Regions from separate parts of the Homo sapiens genome. Here region 1 is linked to region 2. The links are chromatin loops, found by intact Hi-C in ENCODE. Cell type or tissue: heart left ventricle. All regions are shown on one strand.

Evidence for each region. Peaks named below come from ENCODE experiments on the same cell type or tissue, not always from the same donor. Only the 100,000 strongest peaks of a DNase experiment are listed, where the experiment ranks them.
Region 1: a loop joins it to region 2, with 2.5 times the contacts of the local background. A loop is called at or near these places in 12 of 110 quality-filtered maps.

The regions. Positions count from the first base shown.
Region 1 is chr9:107,641,589-107,649,588 of GRCh38, forward strand. All of the region lies in intron 8 of LOC105376205 (a long non-coding RNA gene), which reads left to right. Among named protein-coding and RNA genes, the nearest start is that of KLF4, 160 kb to the left of the region's middle. In heart left ventricle, no CTCF peak of the experiment used is centred here; a DNase peak (open chromatin) is centred at 3,693; H3K27ac peaks cover 827 bases.
Region 2 is chr9:108,138,062-108,146,061 of GRCh38, forward strand. All of the region lies in intron 4 of LOC105376214 (a long non-coding RNA gene), which reads right to left. Among named protein-coding and RNA genes, the nearest start is that of KLF4, 650 kb to the left of the region's middle. In heart left ventricle, no CTCF peak of the experiment used is centred here; a DNase peak (open chromatin) is centred at 4,850; H3K27ac peaks cover 2,003 bases.

The sequences.
Region 1 (8,000 bases), 500 kb before region 2:
ATACAAAGATCCCACCCCATCCCCACCCCACCAAACGTATATTCATGAACACACACACACATACAGACACACATACACACACAGATCTAGCCATTTGGCAGCCCAGTAATATACGTATTGTTACTATTTCCATTGTATAGATGAGAAAACTGAGACTCAAAGAGGTTAGATACTTGCTCAGAGTAACACAGCTATGTAGGAAAAACCAAGTAGGAAAAATACATTCTTATTGCCATAACAAGCAACTAGACCAAGGATTTGGAAGCAGAAGAGATAAAAAGACATGAATCCCAATGATTTGGCTTTATGCCATCTCTATCATTTTAGACAATCTTGATGGTACGAAGATGCTGGAGTCTGGGATTCTTTTTTTTTTTTTTGAGACAGTCTTGCTCTGTCGCCCAGGCTGGAGTGCAGTGGCACGATCTCGGCTCACTGCAAGCTCTGCCTCCCGGGCTCATGCCATTCTCCTGCCTCAGCCTCCCGAGTAGCTGGGACTACAGGCACCCGCCACCACGCCTGGCTAATTTTTTTGTATTTTTAGCGGAGACAGGGTTTCATCGCGTTAGCCAGGATGGTCTCGATCTCCTGACCTCGTGATCCACCCGCCTCGGCCTCCCAAGTGCTGGGATTACAGGCATGAGCCAGCACGCCTGGCGAGTCTGGGATTCTTAGGATGGGTGTGGTGGAAACACTGAGCCATCACTTTATCCAACCTATTTTATCCCCAAGTGGCCAAGTTGGGGCACAGAGTGGGCTAAGTATGAGCCTAGTGTCGCACAGTCTGTGAGTGAGGGTCCAACCTACAACCCAGGCAGATCTCACTCCCTCCTAATGTTCCTTCCTCCTAAAGAAATGTCTTGGAGCCAGGCAATTATGATTTTGAGATTATTTCCCACTTTCACGTTTGACCCTGAAGAGAATCAGAAACAAGAACTTTATGACATTGTTTCAGACATCAATGGAAAGGTGAGGTGGGCAGGAACCCTGAGACAAGCCCTGGGGAATGGCAGACATATTGCCTGCACTTAATTCTGTTTGGCAGCAAAGGCAGAGCTAGGTTTGATCTTTGGCAGAAATGACATTTCTTGGACAGTTATCTCCCTTGCATTCTTGTTACCCCTAGATGACCCATAGCCGGACATCCTCATCAGGGTCATCTTCTGCCTACATGTTGGAACTTAGGGAAATTTCATAGCTTCATTTGATAGCCAGTTACTAGCTGAGTGGGTCTAGCAAGTGATGTAACCTCTCTGAGCCTCCATGTACTCATTTGTAAAATGGGGATGAATGAAGTACTTGCCATGCCTACTTCACAAGATGTTGATATATGTCAGATGGGTCTACTTATGTTAGGAGGGCTTTGTGATGTCATGGCCAAATATAAGTTGTTAATGTGACCATTAGTGGCCATGGGCCAGCTATAAGCAGCCAGGTCAAGAGGCCAGCTTCCACAGACGGGGTGGGACAGGGTAAGGGCATAGAGGCAGAGGAGAAGGGAAAAAAAGCTATCAGGCTGGTACAAAAGCAATTGCAGTTTTTGCCATTAAAAGTAAAAAAATTGCAATTACTTTTGCATCAATTTAATGTATCTACACACTTGTTGAGCACAGTCTACCAGGCATCTTCTATTCATGATCTCATTTCAACCACACCATCAAGCTATGAAGGAGATATTTGTAGTGTGTTGAATGATGACCTCTGAAAAGTTATATCCATGTTCTAACTCCTGGAACTTATGAATGTGACCTTCTTTGGAAAAAGGGTCTTTGCAGATGTAATTAAGTTAAGGATCTTGGGATGAGATTATCATAGATTATCTGGTGGGCTCTAAATCCAATTATAGATTTTTTTTTTTTTTTGAGAAGGAGTCTCGCTCTGTCACCCAGGCTGGAGTACAGTGGCGCGATCTCAGCTCACTGCAAGCTCTGCCTCTCGGGTTCACGCCATTCTCCTGCCTCAGCCTCCTGAGTAGCTGGGACTACAGGCGCCCGCCACCACACCCGGCTAATTTTTTGTATTTTTAGTAGAGACGGCGATTCACCGTGTTAGCCAGGATGGTCTCGATCTCCTGACCTCGTGATCCACCCACCTCGGCCTCCCAAAGTGCTGGGATTACAGGCATGAGCCACCTTGCCCGGCCCCAGTGATAGATGTTTTTATAAGAGACACACAGAGGAGAGATACACAGGGGAAAGAGATGGCCATGTGAAGATGGTGTTGGAAATTGGAGTTATGCAACTCCAAGTCAAGGAACACCCAGAGCCACTAGAAGAGACGAAGAAGGGTTCTTCCTTATGTATACACTTCAGAGGGAGTGTAGCCTTACTGATATATATATACATATATATTGAGACAGAACCTTTCTCTGTCACCCAGGCTAGAGTGCTGTGGTGCAATCTTGGCTCACTGCAACTTCTGCCTCCCAGGTTTAAGTGATTCTCACACCTCAGCCTCCCAAGTAGCTGGGATTACAGGTGTGTGCCACCACACCAGCTAATTTTTTTGTATTTCTAGTAGAGACAGAGTTTCACCATGTTGCTCAGGCTGGTCTTGAACTTCTGAGGTAGGGTGATCCTCCTGCCTCAGCCTCCCAAATTTCTGGGATTACAGGCATGAGCTTCCGCTCCCAGCCCCAACTGATACTTTGATTTACAGAACTGTGAGAGAATACGTTTCTGTTTTAAGCCATGAAGTTTGGGATCATCTGTTATGGCAATCCTAGGAAACTCATGCAGATTATCTTTATCTCCATTTTCCAAATGAGAAAACTGTATCAGAGAGGGTAAGTGTTTTTTGCAAAGCCACCTAGCTCATGAGGAACTGTAACTCAGGCTCAGGTTTATCTGATTCCAAAGCCGGTACTCAGATTCTTCAAGTGGACAATGGGAGATTTCAAGGGATGCAGTGGCAGAACGCCTAGGATGAGAAAAGTCAGACTGGATAAACGGAAGAAAGCTGGGATTAGCCAGGCATGGGGGCACGTGCCTATGGTCCCAGCTACTCGGGAGGTTGAGTAGGGAGGATTTCTTGAGCCCAGGAGGCGAAGGCTGCAGTGAGCTGAGATGGCACCACTGCACTCTAGCCTGGGTGACCGAGTGAGACCCTGTCTCAAAATAAACAAATAAAATAAAATAAAAAAAGAAAGATGGAAAATGAACCTTTCAGTTCTGAAGCAGAGCTTTTAAGGCAGAGGATTTCCTGAGGAGAAATGCCCCTTCCAGTAATCCCACAAAAGGTGGTGAAGAGGGGATTTTGAGGGGAATTTTGGTGGTTGTATTTCAGAGATGGTCCCAAGGCCAGTGGTTTTGGGGAACACTGGTTGGGCAGCTCATCCATGGGGCACCCAGGCGGCAACTTTTCAGCTAAGTCAGCAAGAAGGCTCACACCAGTCTGAGCTTGGAGAAACACAGATTTCTTTCTTCCTTTTTTAAAAAAATTCATCCTTCTCTCTCTCTTTTTTTAAACATAAGCCAGGCTGGGAGGAGCCTCAACAAGGAAGGAAATCAATAGGAAATGCCTTTAGAAAATGAGATTTTTTTGAAAGCATGTCATGTCTTCATTTTTGATGCAAAGTATTGGGCCCTGCAATTTGAAACAGGAAACAGCAGAAAGCAAAGGCAGCCAATGTGAGGACATGCTGAGGTCCCTCCTTTCAGAAGCCAGCTGTAACGACAGGGCTGGCAGCAGTGGATACGGGGCCAAGTCACATGGAGGCCAGTTGAGGAAACAGTGGGTGTTGGCCTGGAGAAGAGCAGTCTTGGGCAGGACATAAGAGTTTTATTTGCACAACTAAAGGGCTGTCATAGGGCAGTGGGAGCAGGTATGTTCTGACGGGGTCCAAGGTGAGGAACTAAAACCATTGGTCTGGCTATATCACAGGGAAGCAATAGAAGAAAATAGTTAAAGGCTGTAGAGCCAGGGGCTCAAATCTCAACTTCACCACTGGTTAGTATTATTAAATTTTTAGAGACAGGGTCTTGCTGTGTTATCAGGCTAATCTCAAACTCCTGACCTCAAACAATCATCTGACCTTTGCCCCAGGGATTACAGGCAATGCCAGTGCTGTATTACGGGCATGAGCCACCTCACCTAGCCAATTTCACCACTTATTCACTTGGACAGATTATTTAAGCTCTCTGGGCTTCTGCTTCTTCATCTGTAAAATGGAGCTAACAGTAATACATTTCTCATGGAGTTATTGAGAGGATTAGATGTATGTATAGATATAAAATTAAATTTGCCCAATTCTCTCTATTATAGTCATATATAACTATCTGATACTTTTTTTTTTTTTTTGAGACGGAGTCTGGCTCAGTTGCCCAGGCTGGAGTGCAGTGGTGCGATCTCGGCTTACTGCAAGCTCCGCCTCCCGGGTTCGCACCATTCTCCTGCCTCAGCCTCCCGAGAAGCTGGGACTACAGGCGCCCGCCACTACCCCCGGCTAATTTCTTGTATTTTTTAGTAGAGACCGGGTTCCACCATGTTAGCCAGGATGGTCTTGATCTCCTGACCTCATGATCCATCTGCCTCGGCCTCCCAAAATGCTGGGATTACAGGCGTGAGCCACCGCGCCTGGCCAATGCTTTTTTTTTGATAGAGTCTTGCTTTGTCGCCTAGGCTGGAGTGCAGTGGTGCAATCTCAGCTCACTGCAACCTCCGCCTCCCAGGTTCAAGTGAGTCTCCTGCCTCAGCCTCCCAAGTAGCTGGAATTACAGGCATGTGCTATCATGCCTGCTAATTTTTGTATTTTTTAGTAAAGACAGGGTTTTGCCATGTTGGGCTGGCTGGTCTTGAACTCCTGACCTCAAGTGATCTGCCTGCCTCGGCCTCCCAAAGTGCTGGGATTACAGCTATAGATATATGTCTCAACAACTGTCTTTTGTCTGGGTGTAGTGGCTCACGCCTGTATCCTCACACTTTGGAAGGCAGAGGTGGGAGGATCACTTGAGCCCAGGAGTTGAGACAAGCCTGTACAACTTGACCAAACCCTGTCTCTACCAAAAAAATACAAAAATTAGCTGGGCATGGTAGCATGCACCTGTAGTCCCAGCTATTCAGGAGGCTGAGGTGGGAGGATGGCTTGAGAATGGGAGATGGAGGTTTCAGTGAGGTGAGCTGAGATTGTGTCACTGTACTCGAGCATGGGTGACAGAGCCAGGCCCTGTTGCAAAAGCAACAACAACAACATCTTTTTCTCTGCATATGACTGTATGGATATTTTATTTCTCTACCTATAGTCAGTCACATGTAGAGAGAAAGACAGTTGGGTTGCTCACCCATGGGTTCAACCAAACATGGCTTAAAAAAAAATTTTTTTTTTTTTGAGATGGAGTCTCGCTCTGTAGCCCAGGCTGGAGTGCAGTGGCGCGATCTCGGCTCACTGCAAGCTCTGCCTCCCAGGTTCACGCCATTCTCCTGCCTCAGCCTCCCAAGTAGCTGGGACTACAGGCGCCCACCACCGCGCCCAGCTAATTTTTTGTATTTTTAGTAGAGACGGGGTTTCACCATAAAAATATTTTTTTAAAAACCATCTTTACTGAACATGTACAGATTCTTTTTTTCTTGTCATTATTCCTTAAACAAAATAGTGTAGCAAACATAGTGTAACAACTACTTACATAGCATTTACATTGTATCAGGTATTATAAGTAATCTAGAGATGACTTAAAGTACATGGAGGATGTGGTTAGCTTATATGGCAAACCAAATTTTATGTCAGCAACTTGAGCATCTGTGGATTTTGGTATCCTCCAGAGTTTCTGGGACTAATCCCCCATGGTTACCGAGAAATGACTGAACAGCTCTTGGAACAGTACCCTGTAGATGTTAGCTATTTTTAGCTCTTCTTGGAGAAACCAAGGAAGACTTTCTAGAGGACACAGAGCTGGGATTTAAAAGGTGGATATGGGATACATCTGAGCAAGGGCATGGCTAGGAGGAGGGCTGGCAAGCACAGAGGCGAGGAGAGACCCCTCCTGGTATGTTGGGCTGCTCCATGTAGTGTAGCATCCTGTAGGGAAAGCAATGAGAGATGGGGTTGGAGGAGCTGCCAGGGCTGGTTCATGGAGAGCTGAGCATCTGAGTTAGGAGCTTGGTCCTGTAGATCAGTGCTGCTTAAACTTGAGCATGCATCAGAATTATCTAGAGGGCTCATTAGAACACACGCTGTTGGGTCCCACCCTTAGAGATTCTGACCCAGTCGGTCCGGGGTGGGGGTTGAGAATTTGCCTGTTGAGCAAGTTCCCAGATGACACTGATGATGCTAGTCCAGGGAACATCTGGAAACCATCCCCCTCCACTGCAGGTGGAGAACTTTGATAACTCCTGCTGTAGATCCCATAGGCAATGGGAGGATTGAGCCAGGTTCAAGGGCAGGTCTCAGGAAAAATGCACTCGGTCTTGCTACTGCTGAGGCCGCATGAGCAGCCACCTGAGACCAGAATGGAAGAGTGTCTAGAGGTGGAATAGCTGGGGCTGGCATCCTCTGTTCTCTGAGAACGGCTATAAGCCAATTTTGTTAGTAGACCCGGTGGAAGCAGAACTCAGTAGGCATGCTCCAAGGGCAGGGTGGCAGCTGGGTGCCACTCCAGGCCACTTCACCCTTGATTTTCTGCCTTTATTAAGGGTAGCCATGGAAAGGGTGACCTACTTCCTGGGGATCCCAGGGATAGACATCTGAAATCCAGACAGCAAAAGGAAACCTCTTAACTGCTGCTCCTCCAGACCCACGGCCCATGGCCTGACGCCTACCTGGGTCCCTGTCAGTAACTGCGGCGGCAGCTTCCTGGATTGCTGAGGCGGAGAGGACACCGATCAAGGCTTCATCCCACCCTCTCTCTCTGTCAGTGCTGGGGGAAAAACAATATTTAGTTAGTTAAACACCCGGCTGCGGTTTCATTTGAAAAGCTGGATTTGATTAGGAGACTGCAGGGATTGATTTATGAGGACAGCTGAAAAAAAGAACAAGCATAAATATGGAGAACTCACCCAAATGATGACTAAGAGAGGACGAATATACAGAGTCCTCACAAGTGGAGACGGAAAGGACTTATTAAGGTTTTTGGTCCCATATCGGGTTTATGTAGTCACAGTTCCTGACGGTATTTTTCAAGATCTCAGCCTAGACCTGTTTTAAGTCAAGGGGTACATTAGGTGTGGAGGTGCCCACTTTTCCTAGGAGATTTCCACCTCTGAAAGAAATAGTTTTTCATATATATATAAAATGGATATATTGTATGATATATTGTAAATGAATATATTCTATATAATGATATGTAATATATATGACATAAAAATATATATGAAATATATATTTTTTTCTTCCTGTAGCAGCCTTGTAAAGGGATATTCACTAATGCATTGTTTGAAAATGAAAAATTGGAAACAGTCTAAGCTGTCCATCACTGGGGGGGATGATTAGATAATGGATCACTTACCCAGACTGTGGAATTGTTAAGGGGTGGTTTACAAAGAGTGCTGTAGTTCTGGGTCTGTACATGCAGTGATCTCGGGTGCAGGCAGTAAGATTCAGGAGAACATGTAGGGTTGGTCCCTTTAATATAAAAGCAGGCCAGGTGCAGTAGCTCATGCTTGTAATCCCAGCACTTTGGGAGGCTGAGGCGGGTGGATCTTCTGAGGTCAGGAGTTTCAGACTGGCCTGGCCAACATGGCAAAACCCCGTCTCTACTAAAAATACAAAAATTAGCTGGGCATGGTGGCAAACACCTGTAATCCAAGCTACTCTGGAGACTGAAGTAGGAGAATTGCTTGAACCTGGGAGGTGGAGGCTGCAGTGAGCCAAGATCGTGCCACTGCACTCCAGCCTGTGCAACAGAGTGAGACTCAATCTCAAAACAAACGAACAAAAAAAACAAACAAACAAAATAAAGCACACACACACACACAGAGTCACATATTTCTCCTATGAACAAATATGGGGATAAACTCATAGCCGAAGGCTTGGAGGGATGCACATCAGAATTAGGAGAGTGGTGGGA
Region 2 (8,000 bases):
ACTGGCTTGAATCCCTGCAAAGAAAGAGGGCATGCAAAATATGTCCAATGCCCAGTCTTGTTTTGTAGGTTCCCACGTTGTTTGGGAGCCAACTAGTGTTGGCTTTTTGTTGTTGTTGTTTATTTTGATCTCTCTAGGAGAGGTAGAAGAGGGTTAGAAGATCTTGCCAGTCATTAACTTCACATGCTGATGACCCAGGACTACAGGCAGACAGAGGAAGGGGCTGAGTAAATATCCAACTTTTCATTCCCACTGAGCTAAACCAACTGAGGAATTTAATTTAATGCACCAAATAATCATTCATTCTTAGCTGGTATTTCAATGGTTCTTATTCCTATTAGGTACTATATGTTGCCACACACAATGAGAAACACCTCCACTCCCAACACTCAGTATTTATGGGCATCTCAAAAAATTATTGTACACATTAACAAATCCATTAGGTAGTTCATTCAATGCCATGTAGCATGCATTATTGTTACCATCCTTCTGCTTTCCTCTCTCTTGGATGGGGACCACCTTGTCCTTCAAATCCACTCTGTCTGCCAAGAACTGCTAAGTTGTAGGTAAGTGCAACGAGAAGGAATCAATCATGTGGAGGGGAGTGTTTGAATTGGCCTGGAGGAGGACATAAGAGGTTACTGGGATGTGACATGAATAGAAAGAGATTTCCACGGGGAGGGGTGGAGGAATTTGAGGCAGAGAGCAACCATGTGCACAAAAGAGATGGCTACAAAAAGGTATGCCAGGTCCAGAGTGCAGCAAGAAATTTGATATTACTGGAATGTGATGTATAGAAGAAATGAAGCCAACCAAGTGTCTGGGATGCTGGGATGCTGTCAGAATGGACTTGGATACCTTGGTGAGAAATTTTGGTCTATTCTGGGAGTAACAATGGTCCCTGAAAAATATTAAGTAACATTGGGTAAGTAGCATAATCAGAGTCGTGCTTTAAAATAATCGTTTAGGAGGCAGTGTTGAGAGTGAACTAGGGTAGCAATTGTCTGCCTAGTATTCTACTTAGTATTGGCGGTGAGCGGGGGGAAATTATGACTAGCCAGAGTCCCTGCTCTCAAGAAGCTTAGACTCCTGGGAGAATAAGTATCTTCAGATAATGTGGAAGAAGATACAAAAGAAGAGGAGAATCCATAAATCACAACGCACTCCTTGTGTTCAGAAATAAAACTCATTTTCTACAAAATTTCCTCCTACGTATTATGGTATGCTGCAGTGATTTTCAAAGTCTTTATTTAGCCTAGAACCCCTTGCTCAAACAAAAGTTAGGTGGAATCAGTAACAAAAAAGTCAAGGAGAAGAGGCTCTGTTCTGGTAAAAAGTAGGGTAAGGAGGCAGAAATCTATTCTTTCATGCTCCACTCCCAATCCTGGATTGGCTTCTTAGGCCACTTACAGCTCAGCAGAGAGCAGTTTGAAAATGATTGATCGGATTAAGGGAACTTGGACTTTGCAGTCCAGGAGAGTTGAGTTTTAATTTTAGCTCTGACATTTATAGGAAATGTATTCTAAAGCAAGTCACCACATTTTTCTGATCCTCAGTTCCCTCATCTGAAAATAGGGGCAATGACAACTACAGTCATGTATCACTCAATGACAGGGATATGTCCTGAGAAATGTTTTTAAGTGATTTTGTCATTGGGAAAACATCATAGAGTGTGCTTACACAAACCTAGATGGTATAGCCTACTACACCCCTAGGCTATATGGCATAGCCTATTGCTCCTAGGCTTCAAACCTGTACTGCATGTTACTATACTGAATTCAGTAGGCAATTGTAACACAATGGGAAGTATTTGTGTATGTAAGCATAGAAAAGATACAGTAAAATGCAATATTATAAGTTAATAAGACCACCATTACATATGCAAACCATCATTGACTGAAATGTCATAATGGGACACATGACTGTACTTCTAAGAGTTATTGTGAAAAATCAAATGAGATGATGTAAAATGATTAACAGAGAGTAGCTGAAATTGATAAGCACTGAATGAATGATAGCAATCATCATCATCATCATCATCATCATCATCATCATCATTTCATATGTAATTAGCAAAGGATTTTCTAAAAGTGAGACCAGCTTATCACTCAATCCCGGCTAGCCAGTTGCATATTCTTTTGATGAAGTTAACAGGATCAGTTCCTCAACTTTAAAATTCCAGGAAGTCAATCTCACCAGCATACCTCGAAGTGACCAAACTTTGATGGATCAACTGCAATAGCCAAACTCATAAAACAAGAATATGCAGATTGGTTACCAATATAAAATTTATAATGGGATAGAGACCCTTCTAAGAGCAAAAATAATTGGTTTTGCTATTCCAGATACCTCTTTCCAGTTAGGAGAGTTGGATGTGCTTCCAGAAACCTGGTCAGCATGCAGAATAGCTCCAGTAGCTCTCAGCTATATGGACCCTTCCTGACCCAGAGTTAGACCCGGTGAACTGATTACCAGAATCCTCAAGCTCACCAGGTACTGTGCCCTTCACTCACCCAAACAAGGCCTTTGGTAGAGTACAACAAATACTGATGACCTCTTACCATGTATTCAATTTAATGACCTTAGATGTCAACTATGAGTCGGTCATGGTTCTAGATGGTTTAGATACACACATTAGCCAAGTTAAGTAACGCTAGCTGCTATGTAAACCACCTCTATAACCTCAGCAGGTTAACACAATAGACCTGCTCACAGGTCTTGCTCACATAATGGTCAATATTTCTTGCTCACATAATGGTTCAGTGTAGGCTGGGCGATGCAACTGGGTAGCTCTCCTCCAGGCAATAAGTCAGGTATCCAGGTGTGTGAATCTGCCATGCAGGTGGGGGACACGGTGCATGGAAGATTATATTAAACCTTTCATGGTCAAGGCTAGAAATGTCATACAACACTCTGTCGACATTCAATTGGCCAGCACCCAGGCGCATGGCTCTGAAGAGGCTATTAAATGAGCTGCCTTTATGTGTCCAAGAACAAGAAATGAGGTTGATGAGCTACATTCTGCCTCACAGTCCGTCCGATCTCTTTCCTGGTTGGGTTTACATCAACTATCTCTTTTCCTGGCTTTCAGGCAGCCCATGATTGGTTGAGCCTATCTTTGCTTCAAAGTGATAAAGGCAGTCCTGTTGAGTGGGACCTGGCTGAATTTAATGACAGACTATCACAACCTGAACCTGAATACTTTGGCAAGACGTGACATTTCCATTCATTTATATGGCAGAGCATGGACTATCCACCTGTAAGGGCAGGCCACTTCCAGTCACTCTCAAAGGGTCTCTATTTCTAAATTCTTGTAATATTTTATGCTATCCTCTATAGACTGACATAATCTACTTGCTTACATGTTCCTTTTTTCTGGAAGGCCTTCTGTCATTCCATAAACTGGTACAAATATCTTGTCTGGGTGCATTTCTTTCTTCTTGAACCTTCCGCACCGTAACATCCTTTACATTTTATTGTCATTTAACCTTTTGATCTTTGAGATAGACAAGGGAAGGGACCGTGTCTTGAGCACATATTTCTTTATTCTTAGCATCTAATACATTACATAAAATGTTAAAGCCACTGAAATGTTTTTATTTAATTAATCGTTTATTTACTTAATTTAGTATTATTTCTTGAATGCTGACTGACTGAATGAATGATTGAAAAATGAAGAAAAGCCAGGTATGGTGGCACTCATCTATACTTCCAGCTACTCAGAAGGCTGAGACAAGAGGATAGCTTGTAGTCAGGAGCAGGAGGCTACAATGAGCTCCGATGGAGCCTATTAATAGCCACTGCACTCCAGCTTGGGTAACATAGCAAGGCCCTGTCTCTAAAAAGATAAACAAATAAAAATTTAGAAAATAAATAAAGAAGATTAAGAGAGTGTAGAGTTGTCATTCAGCCTGCTTTAAAGTTTCCAGACTAGCTTTGGAATTTAGAGGAAAGAAATGAAAACCTCTGGATGGCTTATTGATTCTCTGCAACAGTTTGGTGGTGAATCCAAGATTTTTATTGCCATTTAGTGGATAAGAACACTGAGGTCAACATCATACTGTGGGTCAGTAGAAGAGATGACATTTCAACTTGCATCTCTCTGGCTTGAGCCCCTGTTCTTTCCTCTCATGAGACCTCATTGCCTCCCTTCTGGTGAGTGAAGGAGTATGATACCCTTTCTACTTGTGTAGTTCTTTAGGGTGTCCCAGGCATGTCACAGCCAGAACCTCACTGGTGCTGGCATGGCAGCTATCACTGGGAGGATGCACTGAGCCCCTGCTTTGTGACAGAGCCAGCTGCCCAAGGCACAGCCAACAGCTTCTAATCAAAGGGAATTCTGAAGAAAAAAAAAAACCTTCAGCAATCTTCTGGGGATTCTTCCTATCAAAGTCCCTGGCAATAAATAATACATGAAAAGAGATCCGCTCATGCGAAGGTGGACTTCAAAGCGGGTGGGGTAACAGTGCTCAAACCCACCACTTGGCGTCTGTGCTGTCTGCTCATTCCAGAAGTTAATTCACAGAGAATAGCATGAGGGAATGCCTGCCTCCCTGCAGCTGATTCATGGGAACTCCGAGCCTGCATTAACAGGAGGGAAGGGCAGCTTGCTAGTCTTTCAAGAGCATTTTCCCAGCCCCAAGCCTTAGAGCTAGGCCTTGGACTGCTGCTGTGACATGTGTTCTGAGCTAGTCCCAAACAAGCACAAACACAATAGCCTCCACTGATCAATGCAGCAGGGCTGAAGGATGGAATCCAAAGCATGAACCCTGAGAACAGAAAGTCCCAGCACTCGCTCTGTGCAAGTTGCCATGAACTCCAGCCATGCATCCTGTGGCCAAGGATGGGTGGCCCCCGAGCAGGAAACTCTTTGGCAGCCTCCACTGCGTGCTTTGCCTGCTGACAAGAGCACACCCTGGCCTTGGTTATTGCCCTTATAAAACAGCTCAAGGAGGATGTGAGCCAAACGTTTTAAATGTGCCTGGAAGAAAAATGTTAACTATGAATCCACGCGGTAGAACAGTACAGTACAACTGCAACAACACGCAGCACTGCTCTCAGAGAAGGGGCCAAGGAGGAAACTGCAACTGTTGCCCAGGTTTCCTGTGGCTTTTCCTTTTCCTCTCTCTGGGGCCAGGGCTGCTCTGAAACCCACTTTGCAACAGAATCTGAGAAATGGGTGCTTTTGTGGCTGTAATTAGAGTCATAGAATTTACAGAATTTTCCCTATTAGGGGAGACTTTAATCCTCCAGTTTGCATGTAAATAGAGACAGAAATTGAAGCTTATAGAGGTCATCATCAAGGTCTATCCTTTCTTACTGAAATTCATTTTGCCTGTTTCCAATCCACATTTTGCAAAAGAAAGTTAATGCATGTAGGATGTCTTTCATAATCGGTACCTATTATCTATCAGGTAATGTCTTAGGTATTTTTCCCATAGCTTATTGAATCTCCAGTACAGCCTTAGAAAGAAATATTATTACCTATATATTAAACAGAAAGAAATAAAAATTGTAGGTGTGTATGTTCCAATACCGGCAAGTACTGGAACAAGCATTAGATCCCTAGTGTCCCTGACCCCAGAACCTCTGTTCTTTTCATTGTGCTAAAATGCCACTCAAGTGTCATTTAAGAGACACATAAGTGTCACTTACACATAAGTGTCTCATATCTCTGGGCTACTGATATCCATTTTTTCTCTAATAACTCTAATAAAGATATTCAATGGAGGTAATCAGAATGATCTTTGAGTACTTCCATCAGGATAAAACCTATTTTGTCCTACCTCATGTTGAAATACCAGAAGCACCGTAGGAAAAAGGACAAGAATGCCCACCAGTGGCATTAACATTTTTTTTTTTTACACTTCAGCCAATAAAATAGAGCAAAACTTAGAAAACTAAAGCAAGAATCCTGCTTTATTTGATAATTGATTGTATAGTGTAAAACTAAGAAAAAATAGCTGTAAAAACTCATAGAACTACTAAGAGAGCTCAGTAAATTAGCCAAATAAAATTTAAAATCAAATCGATGACTTTTCTACATAACAGCAATCTCCATTTAAAAGACACAATGGAAAAAGATCGATTATACTTGTATTAATATATACACCTAAGTACTTTAACAAAATTGTGTGATCTATTTAAATGAAACCACAGAGTTTTACAGAGACTCAAAAGAAAATTTTACAAAATCAAGAAAGGTTTTAAGTTTCCAGATGAGATGCATGAACAAGGATGCCAGATCTTCCCAAATTAATACATAAATTTATCATGATAGTAATAAGGTTTTTACATTAAAAACATCGTTGTAGAGTTATTCAGAAAAGACTGAACAGATGAGTAAAATAGCTAAGAACACATATAAAACAAGAGAAAGAAACGAGAGAGTTTGTCCATCGAAAGATATATAATATTGCAATCATTAAAACAGGATTATACTATCACAAGACTGGATAGATCTACCAGTGGAACAAGACAGAAAGTTCTAGAATGATCATACAATGATCTGGAACTTAATATATGATAATAATGGAAGTAGCAATATTCAATGCAAAATTCAAAGGTATAATATTCACCATATAATACTAGCAAAAGTGGCTAAAAATATGGAAAGAAATAAACATTTACTTAATCCTAATATCACATATCTACCAATTCAAATTCCATATGCCTTACAGATTTATGTGAAAACAAAGAAAACAATTATTAAAATATGAAAATTACAGTAAATATTTAAATTATCTTGAAAGCAGGAAATAACTTCTTCAAACTTTTATTTTAGGTTCAGGGGTGTATGTGCAGGTTTGTTACACAGGTAAACCTGTGTCACAGGGGTTTGTTGTATACAGAAATAATTTCTAAATATAAAATAAATGCAAAAAATCAGAAATAACACAAGTCACAAAAAAAGACACTGCAAAAAAAATACAAAAGAAGAAAAATGTGAAATTAGAAAAGCATTTTCAATGAATAAAAACAAGAGTGTAATACTTTTATATATATATAGATGTATGTGTGTGTCTGCATATATATAAATACATCTCAGAAATCATTTTTAAACAATTTCCAATACCCATTAGCATAATCATACTAGTAGCTATGCCTTAGCCCGTTCTCACCAAGCGGAAACATTCACCTGGATGCTCTGTATTTATCATTTCATATAAGTTTCACACGACGGCATTGGGTTATTTATGCACACAAAATGAGAATGCTAAGACAGGCAATGGTTATTTGCAGAAGGTCACACCACTGGGCCAAAAAAGAAAGAAAAAATCAAAACCAGATACATCTGTCTATAAAGGTCTTACTTCTAAACATGACCCTATATAAAAGTGGCCAAAAGTGATGAGTACCTATGTCAAAGAGGAAGAAAAGTATTTGGTTAACAAACATTTGATTAGTGTTTAGTCTGCCAGTATTCAACATTAAGAGACACCATTTTTAACTATCAAATTAACCCCAAAAATGAGAAATAACAACAAGACCAATCAATGTTGGTGAAGCATTAGCAAAGACGTGGAATCAACTTAGGTGCCCATCAACAGGGTACTGGACACAGAAAATGCGGTACATATACATGATGGAATATTATGCAGCCATAAAAAAGAATGAAATCATGCCCTTAGCAGCAACATAGGTGCAGCTGGAGGCCATTATTCTAAGTGAATTAACACAGGAACAAGAAACCAAATACCGTGTGTTCTCTTGTATACGTGGGAGCTAAACACTGGGTCCTCATGGACATAAAGGTAGTAACAATAGACACTGGGGACTAGTAGAGGGAGAGAGAGGCAAGGGGGCAGAATTTGAAAATCTACCTATTGGGTACTGTGCTCACTATATGGCTGGTAGGATCAATCATAGCCCAAACTTAGCATGATGCAATGTACTCATGTAGCAAACCTGCATGTGTACCCTTTGAATCTAAAATAAAAGTTGAAATTATTTAAAAAAAAAATACTAGTAAAGGTGAATTCCACATAGCTGCAGAGTCA